Linked DNA regions of Homo sapiens: regions 1 and 2 are each linked to region 3. A link is a loop called in an ENCODE intact Hi-C map of the cell type or tissue named here. Cell type or tissue: sigmoid colon. All regions are shown on one strand. Each heading gives the region's core, and the rest is flanking DNA. Links, peaks and the distances in the headings are about the cores only. Region 1 overlaps DIRC3-AS1 (DIRC3 antisense RNA 1). Region 2 overlaps DIRC3 (disrupted in renal carcinoma 3). Region 3 has its middle 35 kb from the start of DIRC3-AS1.

Region 1 (6,222 bases), core at 2,443-4,942, 81 kb after region 3:
CCCTGACCAATTAGGCACATTTACATGACTGCCCTACTCTGCAGCTCAGATCTTGTCCAGAAGCCCAAGAGAAACATTACTCAGTGTCAATCAGTAACCGGATCATGGTTCCAGAGGCTTAACTGACAAGTGATTTTTGCTGATTGAACAAAATATTTTTCCATAACAACACCATGTTGACTCTATTACTAAGCAAATCTCCCACTCTGGATTTTTGAGTATCATTAGAATACGGGAATGTGGGTGTGCTGCTGGTGATAGGAATGGAAAAAGGAATTATTTTCTACATGTTCTACCTTTTTCCTCAGCCCTTTAAAATATTACTGTACTGATGTGGCTCTCACCTGACTAAATCTCCCTTTTCTAGAGATGACGCATCCTCACTGTGTTGGACATAGGAGGCAAGTCCATACAATGACACCCACAGGTGATCACTGAGTGCCCCCTGACCAGGCTGTACTTTTCACCTAATGAGCAATCACCATACCTTATTTTTCTTTCTGATCCCATATAGCAGCTCTTCCAGGCATACAAACTAGTACAGTTGATTGAAGGTTCACTCGGTGCAAAAGCACTCTTCATATACTATCTCAGTTAATGCTTACAAGACTCCTGTGAAATAGATAATATTAGTATTTCCATCCTATAGATGCAGCACTTGAGCATCGAAAGGGTTAAAATACTTGCCCAGGGTCACATGACTAGAAAGTTGCAGAGCCAGACTTGCCAAAGACAGCTGCTGCCTTGTTTCATATCACCTAGCTTTACAGTAACACAACTCTATTATTTAAGATAATGATGTTAGTGTAGAGTGAGAATAAATAAGTAGTGGTCAAGTCTGGAAATAGAAAGGCAGATGAATACATTTACTAGGGAATTTTCTTTTGATGTATAGTTGTGACTTGTTTCGTCTTCCTTTGTGTATTGAAGATAAAAGTGTCAATTTTGTATTACTTAGAGCAGAGTTTCTCAAACCCAACACTATTGACATTTTGGATCAGACAATTCCTTGTTGTCTAGGGATGGGCTGTGCATTGTAGGATATTGAGCAATATCTCTGGCTCTCCACACTAGATGCCAGTAGCATTTCACCAACCCCAGCTGTGGCATCAAAAATATCTCCAGACATTGCCAAATGTCCCCTGAGGGGACAAAATCATTACCACATTGAGAATCACTAATCTAGGGGATCTCTGAGAGCAAACAAAATAATTGCTCTGCCTTGAAAATTAGACACTGCTGGCACTCAGTTGGGTGGCCCAAGTGAGAGACCCCAGGGAGCCTTCTTTAGTTGGAATGAGAGATTGTTCTGAACAAGAGCTGAGTCAGGACCCAGTGTGCCCATGCCCTCTTCTTAGTAAGAAAAGGAAGATGTAGGAACTTAGGGCACAGCCAGAGATCACTGGTTTGTTTTCCAGATTCAACTTCAGGGAACTTAAAATAAGTGTTCTGGAACAAATGCTTAGTGATGTAGAAGGAGGAAATAACACCTCTCATTTACTGGAATATCAGATCACTTACATCACTTAATTCTTAAGATAATCCAATAAGTCAGGTAGAATTTATCATTTCCATTTTACAGAATCAAAAAGGAATGCCTAAGAAGTTGAAAGACTAGCTCTTGGTTAGAAAGTGAGGTAACTGGAAGAAGGACATTGCTCTTTTTTTGAGATGGAGTCTCACTCTGTCACCCAGGCTGGAGTGCAGTGGTGCAATCTCAGCTCACTGCAACCTCCACCTCCCAGGTTCAAGTGATTCTCCTGTCTCAGCCTCCCAAGTAGCTCAGACTACAGGCATGTGCCACCATGTCTGGCTAATTTATATATATATTTTTAGTAGAGATGGGATTTTGCCATGTTGTCCAGGCTGGTCTCCAACTCCCGACCTTTCTATCTGACTTAAATGTTTATGCTCTTTCCAATCCATCCCAGGATTTTAGAGAGAATCTTCTAGAGATTACATGGAAACATTAATAGAAAACCTTCCTTTCATTCACTCTAGGCAGATGCTATGCTATCCACCAAGGACACAAACATAAAATCTAATCCCAGCCTTAAAGAGCTCAGATTAGTGAAAGAAAAAGACATACATAAAATATTTATAATACAGCATGCTAAACACAGTGATAAGGACATCCATGTAGATGGTACTATGGGAACATAGAAGAGGGAAACCCAATGCAGCCTTAGGAAAGTGATGGGGAGGGTTCTCAGGGAAGGCTTCATGGAAGAGGTGGTATGGGAACAGAGTTCAAAGATGTCAGGATTTGTCCTAGGAAATGACAAAAAATCTCACAATTTCCCACTGAAAATCAGCTGCTACAAATTGCAGTTTAGATATGACAACAGAAAAGTACACCAAACATTTTCATTAAAAGGAAAGACAGTATGTTGAGGGGAGAGACCCCAGCCTTCTTTGCTGGCACAAGGTGTATCATTTCTCAGCAGGTGCTGAGCAGGAAGACTGACTGCCATTTGTATTAGTCAAGGTTCTCCATAGAAACAGAACAAAAGGAGGGATGGGAAAAGGTAGGGAGAGAGAGATTTTAAGGAACTCCCCATGCAACTGTGCCAGTTGGCAAGTCTGAAATCTGTAGAATAAGTCAGCAGGCTGAACATGCAGGCAAGAGTTACATTACCTTCTTGACTCCGAATTCCACAGGGCAGGCCAGCAGGCGGGAAACTCAAGCAGAATTTCTACATTGCAGGCTTGAGGTAAAATTTTCTTCTTCCAGAAACCTCACTCTTTGTTCTTCAGGCCTTCAAAGGATTGGATGAGACTTACCCACATTAACCTGCATTATTTGAGTAAAGGAATCTGCTTTAGTCAAAGTCTACTGATTTAAATGTTAATCACACCCACAAATACATTCATAGCCACATCCACAGTGGGGTTTGACCAAACAACTAGGCATCATAACCTAACCAAGTTGACACATAAAATTAACCATGACACCATTGTTGTTCGCTCATTAATCTCTCCCAGAAAGAAATATAATTTTCCATCTGGAAACCTATTAGAACTGGGAAGTTAAAATCTCTACAGCCCAATGTGCTACAGGCTTCAGATCCCCTGGGAAAGTTGCAGCCTGGGGTGGGGAAGGAAACATATCAGCTAACATTCAGTTGAATATTTTAATACCACTCTTAGAGTCATAAATCCCAATATGCCTTAGCCCTAAAGCAGATCCCTTAAAGAGACAGAGTAATTCTTAAGGTTTTGGTAATTCAAAATCTATTTTAAATATACAAAAGGAGCTCTTTAATGGGCCCCAAGGTGAATCTTTTCATAAAATAATAAATTAAGTGGGGTTTTTTCCAGTTCGAGGAAACACTCATGTATTTCTAACATCCTACACTAAAATGCCTTGACTTGAATAGCTGTGCATGTGCATGGACATGCATTTATTCATTTCTGTTTTTTCTTAACAGACAAAGAGATGGAATAATTTTATTCAGGTCTGATACACCAGTGTATGCCTGAGCATGTATATGTATATATAACCAGTAACATCTCAGTTATTGGTATGACGGGAAACATTTCTTTCCATGAACATAATTTGTTGGTTATATCAAGACAATCATTCCCACATTTAAATAGTGAAATTGTCCAGGAAAGAAGACTCCATGGTACACAACAGATTCTTAACCAGAAATCTTTAATTTAATAACCAGTTAATTTGTTGTAGAATCCACATGCTTTGACAAGGAGTCCATACAAATAAACCTCTGACAAATCTAAGCTGAATTAATCAGCAGGAAGAAAAGAAAATGCTTTCCTGTAAACTTCGCCCTGATGAAAAAGAGAGGGTGTCAGAAGTCCATGACAAAACCCAGGCACATCCAAAATAAGTTTGATTATAAAAGCAAGAACTCCTTTCTGGTTTTGTACGATGACTGGGGGAGGGTTGGCAAGAACAGGATAAATTATTCAGGTTTAAGAGACAGTGATAAAAATGTAAATGCAATCCTGTCACGGAATCTTTGCACCAGCTGAATAAATTCAAACTAGAAGCTGAATCAGCATCTCGCCTCTGATTAAAACCAATTGAAAGCACAAAGACAGGAAGAAGAAAACCTCATAAGTTCTTTGGAAATGGCAGATAAATTGATCAAGCATAACTGCAACATTAAGATGAAACAGTTTTACTAATATTGACCACAGGCCAAGGGGCCCTGCCAGCTCTCTTCAAATGGTAGCACTTGTAATCAAAGAACTAGGTCTTATTTAAGCTCAAAAGTGATTATTACTTCATTAATTATGGTCATGCCCCTATTCTTTCATTGTGACCACATTTCATCTTTTCCCAAAAGCAGTCCATTAGCCTCATTTCATCTTTAATGGGTAATATGTTCCTTTCTGAGCATGCTTTCTGTGTGCATAGATTCAAGCTGCTGAACAACAGCTCTACATCCCAAGCCGGTGCCCAACATTGGCCCTATACTTGCTTGACACTATGGTCAGAGAGCACAACAAAATAAAAAAAATTTTTTTTCATATCTATTCGAGACAGATCAAGAGATAACATACGAACATGAACAAATGTATTTTTCTTCAACAGCTCAGGGATTAAAAGCTGGGGCTCGGTATCCAGGCTCCCTGGGTTCAAAGACAGGCATGCACCTCACAAGAAGTCAGGGGCTGGGCAGCCTTTCTTCTCTCTAACACAGGGATAACAACAGGGTTTGTGGCAAGGATTTAATTAATGGAAAGAGCCTGGGATGTGTCTGGCACATAATAAGTGCTCAATAAATGTTAGTTCTTATTAACATTGTGTTTACATTAAACATATGCCACTGTCACCGGTAGAGGGTTGTGACTTCAACTTGTCCAGGTTCTTGGCATTTTAAACAAAGAACTGGACAAAATGCCCAGCAAAGCAAAGAAAGAATGAAGCAACAAAAGAACGAAAGCAGGGATTTATCGAAAACGAAAGTACACTCCACAGTGTGGAAGCGGACCCATGCAGTGGCTCAAGGGCCCAGACACAGAAATCTTCTTGGGTCCAAATACCCCCTAGAAGTTTCCCATTGGCCACTTCATGCTCACCTGAAGTAAATGAAGCGGTAGCCGGCAATCACTCTGATTGGCTGCAGAAAGCAGCCAACCAGAGACTGAAATGAAGTTACAAAGGTCACACTCCTGTGCAAACATCCGATTGGTTGCAAAAAACAACCAATCAGAGGCTAAGGTGAAGTTACAAAGTTATATTTCTATGCGAAAAAAGACTAGACCTGCAATCAGTCTGATTTGTGGTGGACAGCCAATTTCTCATCTGCCCGGCAGAAAAGGTCAAAGGGAGTAGCCTCTGGTCCTTTTGTTACTTAGGCGTGGAAAGTTAGGGTTTTCAAGTTAGTTCTAGGAAGTCAGCGTGAAACAGCCTTAGGTTCCCTGCCTCCAGACACTGTTCTCCTGCCTCATCACCCACTTAGGAGTTAGACAATTCGGTTGAGTGCTTAAGGAAAAAGTCACCAGGCAGTCCATCCAGCCACCCCTGCGCATCTACTCAACAGCGCGGCCTGGTGTGTCCACTTATACGCACACACAGAATGCCATAAGAAGTGGACTGCTGTGCACAGTCTCTCCCGATTTGGCTATAAGCCCTTAGGATTCATTTCAACGTCATAGTGTAGTGAAAATTATAGAATTCTATCAATATCAGGTAATAAAGTTGCTTAATGAGCCTATTCACAAATATCCGCTGAGTAGTCCCCATATGCCCAGAACTATGCCATGCATGAAAGGGCACAAAAGATCTGGAAAAGGCTGTAAAGCCTTCCAGATGTTAACAACTATTTAGGGAGAAAAAGGCTTATCCTGAATTACTAAAAGATTTAGCTAGTATGTGAATTATGTCATTATAGACAGTGATACAATAAAGCAACATAGCATAATGTGCTATTCACAGGTCTAGAACTTTCTGAAAAGGAGAATGAGAGGTGAGGAAGCTCTCGAGGGGCCCATGTGTTGGGGGTGGTGGATATGTACACACACACACACACACACACACACACACACTCACCCTGTCCTGCCACCATTAGGTAAAGTTTCCTGCCACTCCTTGCACATCCGTCATTACCAAAGAGATATTAAACTAGACAACTGTAAAAAAATAACACCTTCAGTGGCAAAACTGCCTTATGCAGAGATGTGGATGATTTGTTACCTACTTCATCGTTGCATGTGGCTCAGGGGAGTTTTCTCAGCGATTAGCAGGGGCAC
Region 2 (6,222 bases), core at 1,863-4,362, 370 kb after region 3:
TGAGGGGCTCTACATGTCAGACTGGAGAACCTGAGTTTAATTTTACATACCTTGGGTTGTGACATGATCAAAGATCTGCCAAGATTAATAGTAGTGACTAGAATGACTTGGAGAAGAGAGAGACCCGAGGCAAGCCTTCAGTTAGCAGGGTGGGAGGATGGGGCTACTTACTGCCCAATGCCTGTCTCTCTGACACAATTCTACTGAAGCTTGGGACCTTGGCACATCTTAGAGATGAAATGGACTTAAATGGCCCAGTCAAAATGCCTTTTTATTCAATTCCCTGTACTTATTCACTGATATGGATGTGAATAATTGTCTGTACATCTATAACTCCCTGTCCCCTCTTAACTGGGAATATAATGCCCTGCTTTTCTAAGGCCTCAAGACATCTTAGTGTCAAAAGCTCTTATAGCCAGCATGACTATTGATTAGACCTGTGTTTCTCAAACTATGTTCCAGGGAATATTTGGTCTTATGAGATGCCACCCCCATCCCCCACTCCTCAAAAAAGGATTCTATGCTGGTCAAATAGATTTAGGAAATCCTCTATACTATACTGTCTACCCCCTGGGAGAATTACCATGCACACCTATATCTTAAAAGTTCTGATAACTCCTATAGTAAAGAAACATGCTTAACTTTGTTTAACCCAGTGTTTTCCAAGTGTGGTTAACCAGAAAACACTGCATTCATGTAGCACATATTAAAAACCCAAGACATAGGGGTCTGCAGAAAGCTCTTGGGAAATACTGCCTTAGGAAATTATTTCTTTCATTTTCTTCCTTCATTGTCAATATAATTCTTAGGAGGAATAATAATAGCTGCTATTCATTTAACTCTAGGGTTCGTCCAAGTGCTTTTACCAATATCATCTCATCTTTTAATGTTTGAAGCTTCAGCCCGACCTATCTTTCAAATTCCTTCTTTTTCTTTCCTTGAAGCAGAATCCCAAGGGATTACAATTATGTGGGTATATCTCAGAAAGTTAACAGCCATGTCTATCTCTTTTTCAGATCAGAAGGGTACAATTTTCTACTACTTAAAAAAGAGAGAGAGAGATCCTTTGCTCCTAACAGATTTTATCAGTTTCTAGGAATTACTTAAAATGCACTTATAATAGTAAATGTCAAAGATTAACACTTCTCAACTCCCTTAAGAGGTCCCCCCCCCAGTCATTTTTTCTGATACAAACTACTTTCTGTTAAGTATTACCTTACAAGGAATACAATTAATTGAAAGTAAAACATTTTAAAAGAAAATGAGGATTTTTTAATAAAGCATTTTAATTGCCAAATGATTTTCTCTCTAAAAATATTTGCATTCAAAAACACAGCAAAATCAGAGGGCAATGCTTAACTCAAAGGAATGACTGTAATAGATTTCAGGCTGTAAGAGGAATATTTGGGAAGGTGAGGGATGTTGTTTTTATCCCTCAAATCACCTCACACAGGCAATTGCCGCCTTTGTCTATCTATCTGGTTTATTGTGTTCATTGCTACCTCTTCAATCTCCTTCTGAATTCCTGGAATGGATAGACATTAAAATTCAAAGTGGTGTGAATCCTGGCTTCATCACTGACTCATTGAATAGTGTTTCTGAAACTACCTTTCTCAATTTCTTCATTGTTAAATATAAAATAGCACTACCTAATAACACTGTGTTGTTGCAAGGATAAAATTGGAACAGATGCAAAGCATCTAGTACCCTGCCCAACACACAGCAGGTAGTCCGTAAGTGTGGGTTATAGACCTGCATTTTTCTTGGCAACTTGTAGGCAAGAGAGGTAACCAGTAGCCCAATGGTATGTCTCTGTGATTTGTACTTAGCATGAATACGTGGGTGAAGGCTTGTCTTCTCTCCCCATGGAAACCCAAGAGGAGACTTCAGAAGACTGTTAGCTCCCCACCCACCCCCACCTTTCTGGCACTGAATCCCATTCATTCCACAATGGCAGCTGTCCTGGGCCCCATCTAAGGTGCCTGACCCTTGGAAAGGGAGGCCCAGAGAGCAGTCATTACTTCTTTGCAGCTGTGGTCACAAAACCACGTAAGAAAGTGGGACACAGAGAGAGATTTAGTAGACTGGGCTGGGGGCAAGTGGCCAGGAAGCAAACATGTACTCAGCCAAAATGCCAAGTTCAGTAGCTTGAATAAAAACCATCCTAACCTCCAAGGCCCCAAGGTCACCATCTGGAAATGGAAAATCACCGTCAATAAATTACTATGGACCACAGTACTGTGGGATTTCAAAAGAAACTGGACTGCATGAGTTCAAGCTTGGGTTCTCCCTTTAGCTGCCCCTGTGTTCTACTCTTTGAAAGGATAAAAGGCTCTTGGTCCCAAATGGCGACTGTAAATGCAGTGGAAGCTGGGGTGAGTTGCTATGATGAGGGTGGGGTTGCCCTTAATGCCCAGTTCGATAGCTTGACACTAAGTAGAGGGCCAAAGCCCACCATTGCTATTTTCTTCCCCCTTGGCTTCCCAGTGGGCAAAGTTGGCAGATCAGGGAGCACCTGTATCCACTGTGGATCCCTGCTATCCCTCCAACCTCCACCCTGCATTCCCCAAGCCCAGAAAAGAGACGCCCTCCTCCCCTCTCTGCAGTCCCCTAGGAATCTTTCACAGGTGGTCTGAAGTATCACCTGCAACCAGAGTGCTGATGAACTTCTGTCTGCCCTGCTGGGCTTTGTACGGTCCCTGAGTCTGGTCACCCCAGGCCCAAGCAGAAAGCTAAAAAACCTGGTGTTGCAGACATGAAGACAATGGGCCTGCTGGGCTGAAAGCATTCCAGTCTCCCACGTTCAGTAGGAAGGGGTGTTTGGCAGGGAGGAAAGGTCATTAATGCAGACAGTTTATGTTTTCCCAAGCCAGCATTCCTCACAAACAGCTGTGTTTATACAGAACTAGAGGAGAGGGAGAGAGAGACAAGAGAAAGGACAGTGTCCTAGGGATGACATCATTCTGTCCTGTCTGCTTCGACTCCCACCACTGGTGGTGGGGGCTGGGGGAAACGGCAGCAGGCTGGTGAACGTGCTTGGTGTAAGTACATGCAGAGTGTTTATATGTGAGTGTGTTTATTAGATATATATTTTTCCTACTCTCCACTCTGCTCCTTCCCCACTGGCTCCCAGAGCATCCTAATACATTTTGCAGAACACTATTTTTCCTGTAACAGCAACCTCAGAGGAAGGCGAGATTCAGGGGCTCATGTTCACTCCTCCTAATCTCTTTAACAAACCCCCCTCACAGAAGAAAAGCCTGACAGGAGGCAGAGTCATTAAAGTGAATTAAAATGCATCCAAGGAGAGATTAGCCCCAAAAACCATTCCCATATCAGACAAAGGCCCCTTTCATGCAGACTCCAGCCGCCTGGAGTCCTGTAAGCAGAGATTAGGGAACAAATTCTCAGAACCTAGAAGCACTGGCTCTTCAGGAAACGGGCCAACACTTAACCTCCCCTGGATAGAATCTCAAGAACTCAGCTTCTGCTTAAACTACACTTCGGCTTCTTAAGGCCCTCACTGTAAGGGAAAGGGGCTCCACTGAGGCACATGGATTCTCCCCAGCCCCTCTTTGTTGAGCTAAGTCTATCCCTAACACAGTCCAGATAACCAAGGCCCTCACCTGTTCTGAAACTCAACCAGAGGACATAATGTGATCATTCCCCAGCCTTCTGCATCAGGGTATCAGGTAGGAGGTCCTTCCATGAATGGTCCAAGCATAGTCCCTTCTGCACCGCATCTGCAAATATCCTCCTGAGCACCTATTTTGGTTCAAGCTGAGACTTCTGTGATGTGCATGTGAAGAGATGACTGGATATGATTTCTGCTTTCAAGGTAACCAGTAGAGGCTGAGATCTGATGGAAAAAAATGCCTCCTCCACCCAGCCTCTGAATCAGCCAGTTTCCCATGACCAACCTGGGAATTCCTCATTGTTTTGGATCTCCCCACTTCCTTGTTTCATGCTCCTTTTCCCTCACTTCTCCTTGAGATCACTTTCCTACATAAGATATTCACATATATGAAGGTTAATATTATGTGTCAACTTGGCTGGGTCATGGTACCCAGACATGTGGTCAAACATTATCCTGGATGTTTCTGTGAAGGCATTTCTTAAATAAGATTCACAGTAAAGCCAGCGGATTTGGGCAAAACAGATTGCCCTCCATAATGTGGGTGGGCCTCATCTAATTGGTTGAAGGACTAAATATAATAAAAGACTGCCCTTCCTCAAGCAAAAGCGAATTTGACAGCAGATGGCAGTCAGACTTAAGCTGCAACATCAACTCTGCTTGGGCCTTCAGCCTGCTGACCCATCCTACAGATTCTGGACTTGCCAGTCTCTATAATTGTATGCACCAATTCCTTACAATAGATTTTGTATATATTTATACACACACACACACACACACACACACACACACACACATCTTTTTGGTTCTGTTCTTTGGAGAACTGTGACTAAGACAATACATAAGTCTTTGTCCCAGGCTCCACTTTCTGGAAAACTCAGCCCAAGACAGAAAAATTATTTTGAGTTTGAGATTACTGTGGGAGAAGGAGGTGAAGATGGCTATCCAACCAGTGGTACCCACAAGAGGAATGTGGACTCAGGACTAACACACATGCCAGCGGTGCTTGAAACCAAGAGAATGCATAGGGTGAAAAGAAATATGACATGGCCCTTCAAAGGTTCAAAAAATATTATGCTGGATTCCTTGTCCTCACTCAAAATAAATTAACCCTACTTCTTTATACAAACTTAGTCAAATGTTTTGAGAGAAGGAGAGAAAAAGAAAATCTCATTAAAATAAATAAAAGTATCATTGTACCCATAAAGTATGAGTACATATATGGTTCTCACCAGGGTCATAATTTCAACTTGAGATGTTGGAAAACAATTGCCTCATTCACCCCATCCTCCATCTGATCTCCTGCTGTCTGCAGCCATGAGGCTACAGTGGTCACACTGGGCTGTATATTTCCAGTCCTCATCTCTTTTCTACATTAGCCACATCACTCCAGCCTCCAAAGCAGGTGGAAGATAGGGCTTTCTGTTCTGGAATCAAATTATCTTTTTTTTTTTTTTTTTTTTTTTTTTTTGAGACAGAGTCTTGCTCTGTCACCCAGGCTGGAGCACAATGGCATGATCTCAGCTCACTGCAACCTCTGCCTCCTGGGTTCAAGAGATTCTCGTGCCTCAGCCTCCCGAGGAGCTGTATTACAGATGTGCACCACCATGTCTGTCTAATTTTTTTATTTATTTATTTTTTTCAGTAGAGATGGGGTTTCGCCATGTTGACCAGGCTGGTCTCAAAATCCTGGCCTCATGTGATCTGCCCACCTCAGCCTCCCAAAGTGTGGGGATTACAGCTGTGAGCCACTGCACTCGACCCAAATTCTTTTTTCAATTTTAGACTAACCCCTACTCCCACGCTCCTCAATGAAGGCTCCATAGAGTCTTGGAGCAGGTCTAGGGTGGAAATGAGGGCACTGAAGTCTAGTCTTGGCTCCAATCGCTGTCTCACTGTGCATGCCTGAGCACATCATTTCCTCTCACTGGCCTCAGTCTTCTTGCATAGAAAACAAGGGGGGGATTGAACCCATAGATGCTCTTCAAGATCCTTTTCTCATCTAGCACCCTGTCATTCTAAGATATCGCGTGATCCCTCCCAGCATATCACCCCCTTTCAGAAGCTTGTGAGGACACCCATCGTGATCTCCTGGACACGCGGTCCAAAATACACACCACATACACACTTCCATCTATGCCCACTGCTCCATGGTCTGTGTCTATCTCAATACCCACCACCTGCATAGTCTTGCCTCATCTGTCTTCATAGAAAGATTCCAGAACAGGTTGCAGATACAAAAACTCAGAGAGAAGGCAAAGGCAGCAAGTATGCCAATGAATATTTAATAAAATTTTTTCACAACCTCCTCCTTTAAGAAAATGGAAAAGCTATTTGTCTTTGATATTTCACTTAGCTACTTCATCAGCCATCAGGGAAAACCCTTTCCTTATTTAGTTCTTGGAGGAAGCTTGACTCACTTTCATCTTTTAATTATTTGTACTTATTTCAACATCTGTGCACATTCTGCAACCTCCGACAGTTTTATGTTGCTTATGCCGCAAAAACACTGAGGACCTACATTCTCAGGCCAAGAATCTCACTGGTAATGTTCAGAGGGGAAAGATGCCATTCCTTCCAGGACCGTG
Region 3 (6,222 bases), core at 2,102-4,601:
TTATTTTAAGGCCATCTGGTTAAAGGAACTGGAAGATTACAGTTCCAGTGCTGGCAATGGTGCATTAGGCATCCTTATTCTAACGTTCTCAGCCTTGACCGCAAACAGAAATTCAGTGTCCCCTAGGATTCCCATTCCTCCTGGTATCATAGTCCTTCAACCCCATACCATCTAATATAGTAGACACTAGCCACATGTAGTTGACAAACCCTTGAAATGTGGGCTATCCAAATGAAGATGTGACATAAGTTTACAATACACACCAAATTTAGAGGCCTTTGCTGCAAAATAAAGAACTTTAAATCTCTCGTTAATAATTTTATATTGATTACCCATTGAGATAATGGTACTTGGGATATATTGGGTTAGATTAAAATGTATTATTAGAATGAATTTCATTTATTTCTTCTTACATTTTAAAATGAGACTACTAGAAAAATGTAAATTACATATGCAATTTGCATTATATTTCTATTGGCAGCACTGTTCTAACCCAAAGGCCTGCAGAACGATGTGAGTTCACCTCAGAGGTACATGAGATGATTCCTTGGGAGTGTGGAAAGAAAATATAACTTCTTTTCTTACTTATTTTTATCTTATCAATTTTTAATTTATATTTTTGCGTCTGTTTCATAATGTACATAGTATATCGTCATGGTACTAAATGTGTATATTATTCAAATATTAACATCCATTTATTTGCAGATGTATTAAAAACATTTTTATAGACAGAAGTGTGCGACACAAAATTAAAGCATATGGTGACCTTGCTTTGCAGGGGTGAGCAGAGGGTATGTTTTCCGTCCTCTGTTACATATTGCTCCCCCTTGGTATCTGACCCACCTTTCACACCTTTGTGCTGACTTTATTCCTTCTCTTTCCTGAATCATGTCCAAAGGCGTCCCAGGGAAGATAAATGAAGCTCTAAGCTTTGCCTTCCTGCTTTCTGGATCTTAGGGTTTGGTGTCCTTGCTCCTTGGGTGCCTTGAACATCCCATCTGGCAAGGTTGGGCTGCACCTGCCTTCCCGATGCGCCTTCCTCCCAGAGAGCCTGGTGCCCACCCCAAGGCTCCTCGTTCTCCCTCACACTCTTCTCCAGCACCTCCGGCCTCCCCTCCCTACCAGGTCCCCTGAGCTGTGGAGATTACAAAGGAGAATCAGGTTTACACTACTTTCATCCTAACAGATAATGAGAAGAAAGAGAAAGCAAAAGTGAGATGAGAGGACAGATTGATTCCGGGGGCTCTGACCACGGGATGATTCGCTCTCAAATCAATTCCCATTGAATTGAAACCAACACCCTCTCAACCTAGGTTACTGGTATTAGAAAGGAGTTATGGGAGTTGGCTAAGCCTATAACACTTTCTTCAAAAGAATGTCTATTCGATTATTTCTTTTGAAGGTACTATGTTGTGGCAGCCATGAGAAATATAGGATGGATGGAAACGTGAGTAGTCACATCACTCCACAGGGAAGATAATAACAGAGTGTAGCTTTTAAAGGGGCTTGCACCCACCCACCACTGGCACAGGTCCTTGGACACACATGTACACACGCACATGCCCACACCCTTTGCTGTGCCCCCTGAAACTCATTCCCCCTGCAACTGAAACTTGCCTTTGCTTGTGATCATTCACACCCCTCTCTGTCATTCCTGCACCCACTCAATTCCTCACTCTTATGCTCAGAAAACATTTACTGACTGAGGGCCTGTTCTAGGAAAGGCACCAAAGTCTAAGGATAATCAAGTCTGGTGGCCACATTCAGAAAATTCTGGCCGAAGTGTTTTAGGTTGAATCATGAAATTGCTGATATTGAACAGTTTCTGACCTTTGAAATGACCACTTTATATAGTGAAGCTTAATTTTGTACATGCATACACATGCATATTTGGGGTTCATATCACTATAGAAAAGTGGTCAAAAACAAATTCTGGCACCAGATTTATTATTTATTAGTTTTGGAAACTTAAGTAAGTTGCAACTTAACTCATCTGAATCTCATTTTCTTCTTACGAAAATGGAGAAAATAACGGGCTCTACTTCATGGGGTTATTGTGAGGATCAAATACTTAATCTTTATAAAGCATTTAATACATACTGCCCAGCACATAGTAAGTGCTCAATAAACGTTAGCTGTAGCAGTGGCTGCTGTAGCAGTGGCTGCAGTAGCAGCTAACATTTATTATCATTATTAGTGGGTGGTAGCATCACTGTCATCTATGGAAGTCCATGTACAGTATTCCTATTTGCAAGATGATAAAATAGACCTGCTCAAGTGAGAGAAAAATCTCTTACTGACTCTCCCAGCCAGGAAAGCCATCATCTTATCAATAATGGAAACAGAATACTTTATTAAAACTGTAGAAATTCAGCAGAAGTTATTAAAACAACTAGGAACTTTAGTGTTTGACATTTGAATAGAGAATAACAAAATGGCAGTGGGGAGGGACCCAGAAAGTGTGAGGAGTGCAAGAGGGGAGGGAGCAGGTGGCCGTGCTGGCTGCGTTTCACTTTGGGCAGGGTGTTTGCATCTAGAGACCTGCCTGTTTATTCCAAGTGAAAGCCAAGGGCTGAGTGCCCTTGTGAGGAGTTCGTGTTAAGTTTCATGTTTGTGCAGGAAAGATCTGAAGGGCAGTGTGGCCACAAGGACTGATGGACAGATAGATAGACATGTCTGGATTTATGACTGAGCAGCTGACCCGCGCCAACATGCTAGTGAGGACACACAGTTGACTTAACACAGGCTGCTGGTATCCACAGCCAGAAGTCGAAGAAATTGTTGGTGTTATTAACAATCTTCTGGCAGGAGGATGGCACTTACGTCCTGGCTGTGCCGACACAGCTAAGATTCTCTGGTGTGGATTCCAGGAGCACATCGATCCTGGCCACACAGACAAGCTGGAGGCCAAGAGTCCCTTCCCTTGTCCTCACAGGGGGCCACCACAGTCAGCCTGGACAGCCCCTTCAACAACCAAGGGACCTGTTTACAAAACGGTGAAACAAACTAAAATCAGACAAATAAGTGTCACACTAGATTGGCTGGTGGAGCCAAAGGGTTTGATGTAGAGGTGCCAAAAAGGAGCATAAAACCAAGGGGAGATCAGGGCCTTGGGTGCAGAAAGGGTGAAATCAAATCTCACCTTTAGCCATTAATATTAGTGTGGCACAGGCCAATCCTCTTACCTGTGGGGCCTCAGTTTCCCCATTTGAGAAATGGTGATGAAAATCTGCCTCATAGCCCTATTGTGAGATTGGAGGGAAATCCTGGCTGTGACTTGCCCAGTGCACCTTAGTTCATTTTCCTCCTCTCTGTATGTAGTAAGTCACTCCAGAAGAGAGCCGACAATTCTGGCCCTGACAGGCGCAGCAGCCAGCCCAACCCTGAGAAGCAGTTCCCCCACCCCTTCTCCCTCACTCTGTCCTCCCCTCCTGGCTTTTTCCCAGAAGGCTCCAGGGCTCCCAGGCCAACTGCCAAACCACAGGGCTCTGCCATTGGCTTTCATAGACCCCCTCCCCTTCCCCTCTTCAACTGCATCTCTGCGTGGCAGTCCTGCTCCGGGCTCCCTCCCTGGAGGGTAAGACCCGTGGCTGCCCCAGCCTGCTATGCCAGCATTTGCAGGGGTATTCATCTGAAACCACTACTGACAATCTGTGTTTATTTGGGGCGTGCAGAGGAGCCAAGGGCTATGAAAGGAGCTGCGTTCCAGAACTCTCTGATTCCCATCAGGCTGCGCAGATCAGGCCCTGTAGCTGAAAGAAGAGCTAGGCTTTCTCTTTCCATGTCTTCAAATAGGGGACCGCACACTAGTTGCAGTTCCAACAGTTGCAGTCTGCAGTTCCTCTTTTTGCTCACTGACAACACAACCCAATCCTGTGCCTTATCAAAGACAAGAACTATTAGAGAAATGATGATGAGAATTGAGGATGTCAAATTTTATACATTTGTAATTGCAGGGGATAACAAGACTTCTTTATTTTGCACTGTTTAATATTTCAACTTTTTATGGAAATAGAGAAAAGTGCACAAATTGTCAACTGATAGCTGGGATTGGATGGCAGGAAGAAATTGACACTAGGACTGGCTTCCAGCACCTTTAGCTGGACCATGTAGCCTCTTAGGGCACGAGAATTGAGAACATTCTTTAGGAACCCTGTTAGCATATTTATTACAACCAGGGGTGAGCTGGAGCCAGCTTGCACCAGCTCAGAAGAGCCTATTTTTCCCATCTCTTCCCAACTCCACATTCAGTGACCTCACATTGGTGCTTGAAATCAGGGTCAAAGGGAGTATTTACACCACAGAAATCAGCAGATGATAAGTAGAACAGCCACCCCACCGACCTCCCACCTCCGCCACGAACAGTTTTTAACCATTTACTAACAAACCACTGTTTAAAACTTTCCTAAAATGGGTGAACAAAATTTGAGTACCTTTCTGACTAACTCCAGTTTAATCAATCCCTACCCCCTTTCTCAGAAAATCTCCCTTCCCATTATCTTGCCCTGAGAGTACAGAGCCTTTGCAATCTTCCTTCTGGAAACTCTCATGCATTTGACAACTGCTGCACCTCAGCCTTTTTCCCTCTCTTCTGCTTTTTGTTAAGTGATTGCTGTTCTTGAGTGTGTCTAAGTGATTCCCCAGAGACATATCCAGGTGGTTGATGTGCAAAGCCCGGCACTTCCTGGAAAGAAACCTCTGCTCCAGGGCTGACAGTGAGGCCTCCCAGAGCCTCCATGACCCCCTTGGATTGCAGACACTGTCCAAATGTCCTTCTGTCAGATGGCTTCCCCTAACGCCATGCCTTTCTCAATTTATTGCATTTTCAGCCTTACTGAAGTCTGCCCTGGGGACAAATTGGAAACCTATAACCTTAGGACAGCAAGGTAAGGAGAGCCAATGCACAGCCCCTTCACTTCTCTGGCCCCTCAGTCCCCTCTTGTCTTAATTGGGCAGTGTGGGTCAAACGCTGCACACGTCCCTTCTGATTCTGCACGCAGTGTTCTTTCTACATCTTGGCTGTACAGAGAGTTCCATTTTTCACCCCCATGAGAGGGGGGTGGGGCAAAACACTGAAGGAATCTTTCAAAGACCCTCCACCTGACCCCTGTCTGAACAAATAATTAATCTCCTGAAAAAGCAGCTCGCTGATGGGTCCAGGCTGTGCCTGTGGATTTATGAGGTGACGTCAGTTTGAAGACTGGGATGCAGAGCCTGAGCTGTGTTTCACACACTCCTCAATTGTTTTAACGGACCTGCTCCTGAAGGCCTCCAAATCTTTCCCCAAGCTAAGCTTTATTAAAATGGCAAAGATGGAGAGGAGTGCTTTTCCAGATAAATCAGCTTACTTAGGCTCTGCTCCCTCCCCTCCCCCTGTCTACTGGAAAGCACTCCCAGAGGGAAGGAAATGAAGAACTGCAAAGTACTTGCAGGTACATGCTTAATGCCTTAAACTCTAGCATTGTGTTAACAGCTATTCATGGACTGGACTTTAAAGAAATAGATGGATTCTCAATCTGCCCAATTTAAATAATCCTTAAGAGAGAACTAAGGAGGAAGATTAATGTCCTTAGTAACTAAATGACACACCAGAGTTTAGCCTGGAGGCTGGGTCTCTGCACTGACTATCACAGTGCAATTCCTTGAGAGGATCCAGATAAAACTGGGTTTAAAATGAAGGTGGGGGGCGTTAATGGGGAGAAAAACGGTTAGAAGTCAGAGTGAAAGAAGGGAGGGGTGGATGTGAGCAAGCGGGGATGGAGGCAAAGCTTTTGTCCCAGAGACAAAAGTGGTGGGAGAGTGAAGGAGTAGAAGAAAATATATTTCTACTCTTGACTGATCATATGTGTCATTGTCTCTCAATACATACATGTATATAATATGCATACACACGTGTAGTCTCTCTGACACATACACACACATAGTCTGTTTATAGACTGCATGCATACTTGTCTAAGACTTGAGAAATGTAAAGTCAGAGGCCACTTATATTTAGAATTTCAGGAATATGTATTATTGATTGAAATGAAAGACCTTAGAGACCTGAACTGTTAATATCTCATTTATGGGAACAAAATAAAAACAATTGTTGCAACTTAGCATGATTTTTGAGAGATGGTGATGGTAGAGAATCACTTCAGGGAAAGGGAGAAGGTTTAGCTGACAAGTGGGAGAAAGAAAGGGTATCCTCTGTGTGGTGTCTATGCATGTATGTTGGGCAAA

What was found. A loop is a pair of places that touch in the nucleus more often than their neighbours do. Peaks named below come from ENCODE experiments on the same cell type or tissue, not always from the same donor. Only the 100,000 strongest peaks of a DNase experiment are listed, where the experiment ranks them.
Region 1: it touches region 3 in a loop (2.2-fold over the local background); 4 of 110 quality-filtered maps call a loop at or near these places.
Region 2: it touches region 3 in a loop (2.9-fold over the local background); 2 of 110 quality-filtered maps call a loop at or near these places.

Annotation. Positions count from the first base shown.
Region 1 is chr2:217,325,359-217,331,580 of GRCh38, forward strand. The region is part of intron 4 of DIRC3-AS1 (DIRC3 antisense RNA 1); the gene reads left to right. It overlaps DIRC3 (disrupted in renal carcinoma 3), which reads right to left. Exons shown (of 13, transcript NR_186301.1): 9 at 2,639-2,794; 10 at 488-612. Among named protein-coding and RNA genes, the nearest start is that of DIRC3-AS1, 46 kb to the left of the region's middle. In sigmoid colon, for the core only: no CTCF peak of the experiment used is centred there; a DNase peak (open chromatin) is centred at 3,891.
Region 2 is chr2:217,619,525-217,625,746 of GRCh38, forward strand. All of the region lies in intron 2 of DIRC3 (disrupted in renal carcinoma 3), which reads right to left. Among named protein-coding and RNA genes, the nearest start is that of DIRC3, 170 kb to the right of the region's middle. In sigmoid colon, for the core only: no CTCF peak of the experiment used is centred there; a DNase peak (open chromatin) is centred at 3,007; H3K27ac peaks cover 1,674 bases.
Region 3 is chr2:217,245,033-217,251,254 of GRCh38, forward strand. No RefSeq gene overlaps it. Among named protein-coding and RNA genes, the nearest start is that of DIRC3-AS1, 35 kb to the right of the region's middle. In sigmoid colon, for the core only: no CTCF peak of the experiment used is centred there; DNase peaks (open chromatin) are centred at 2,779 and 3,449; H3K27ac peaks cover 1,145 bases.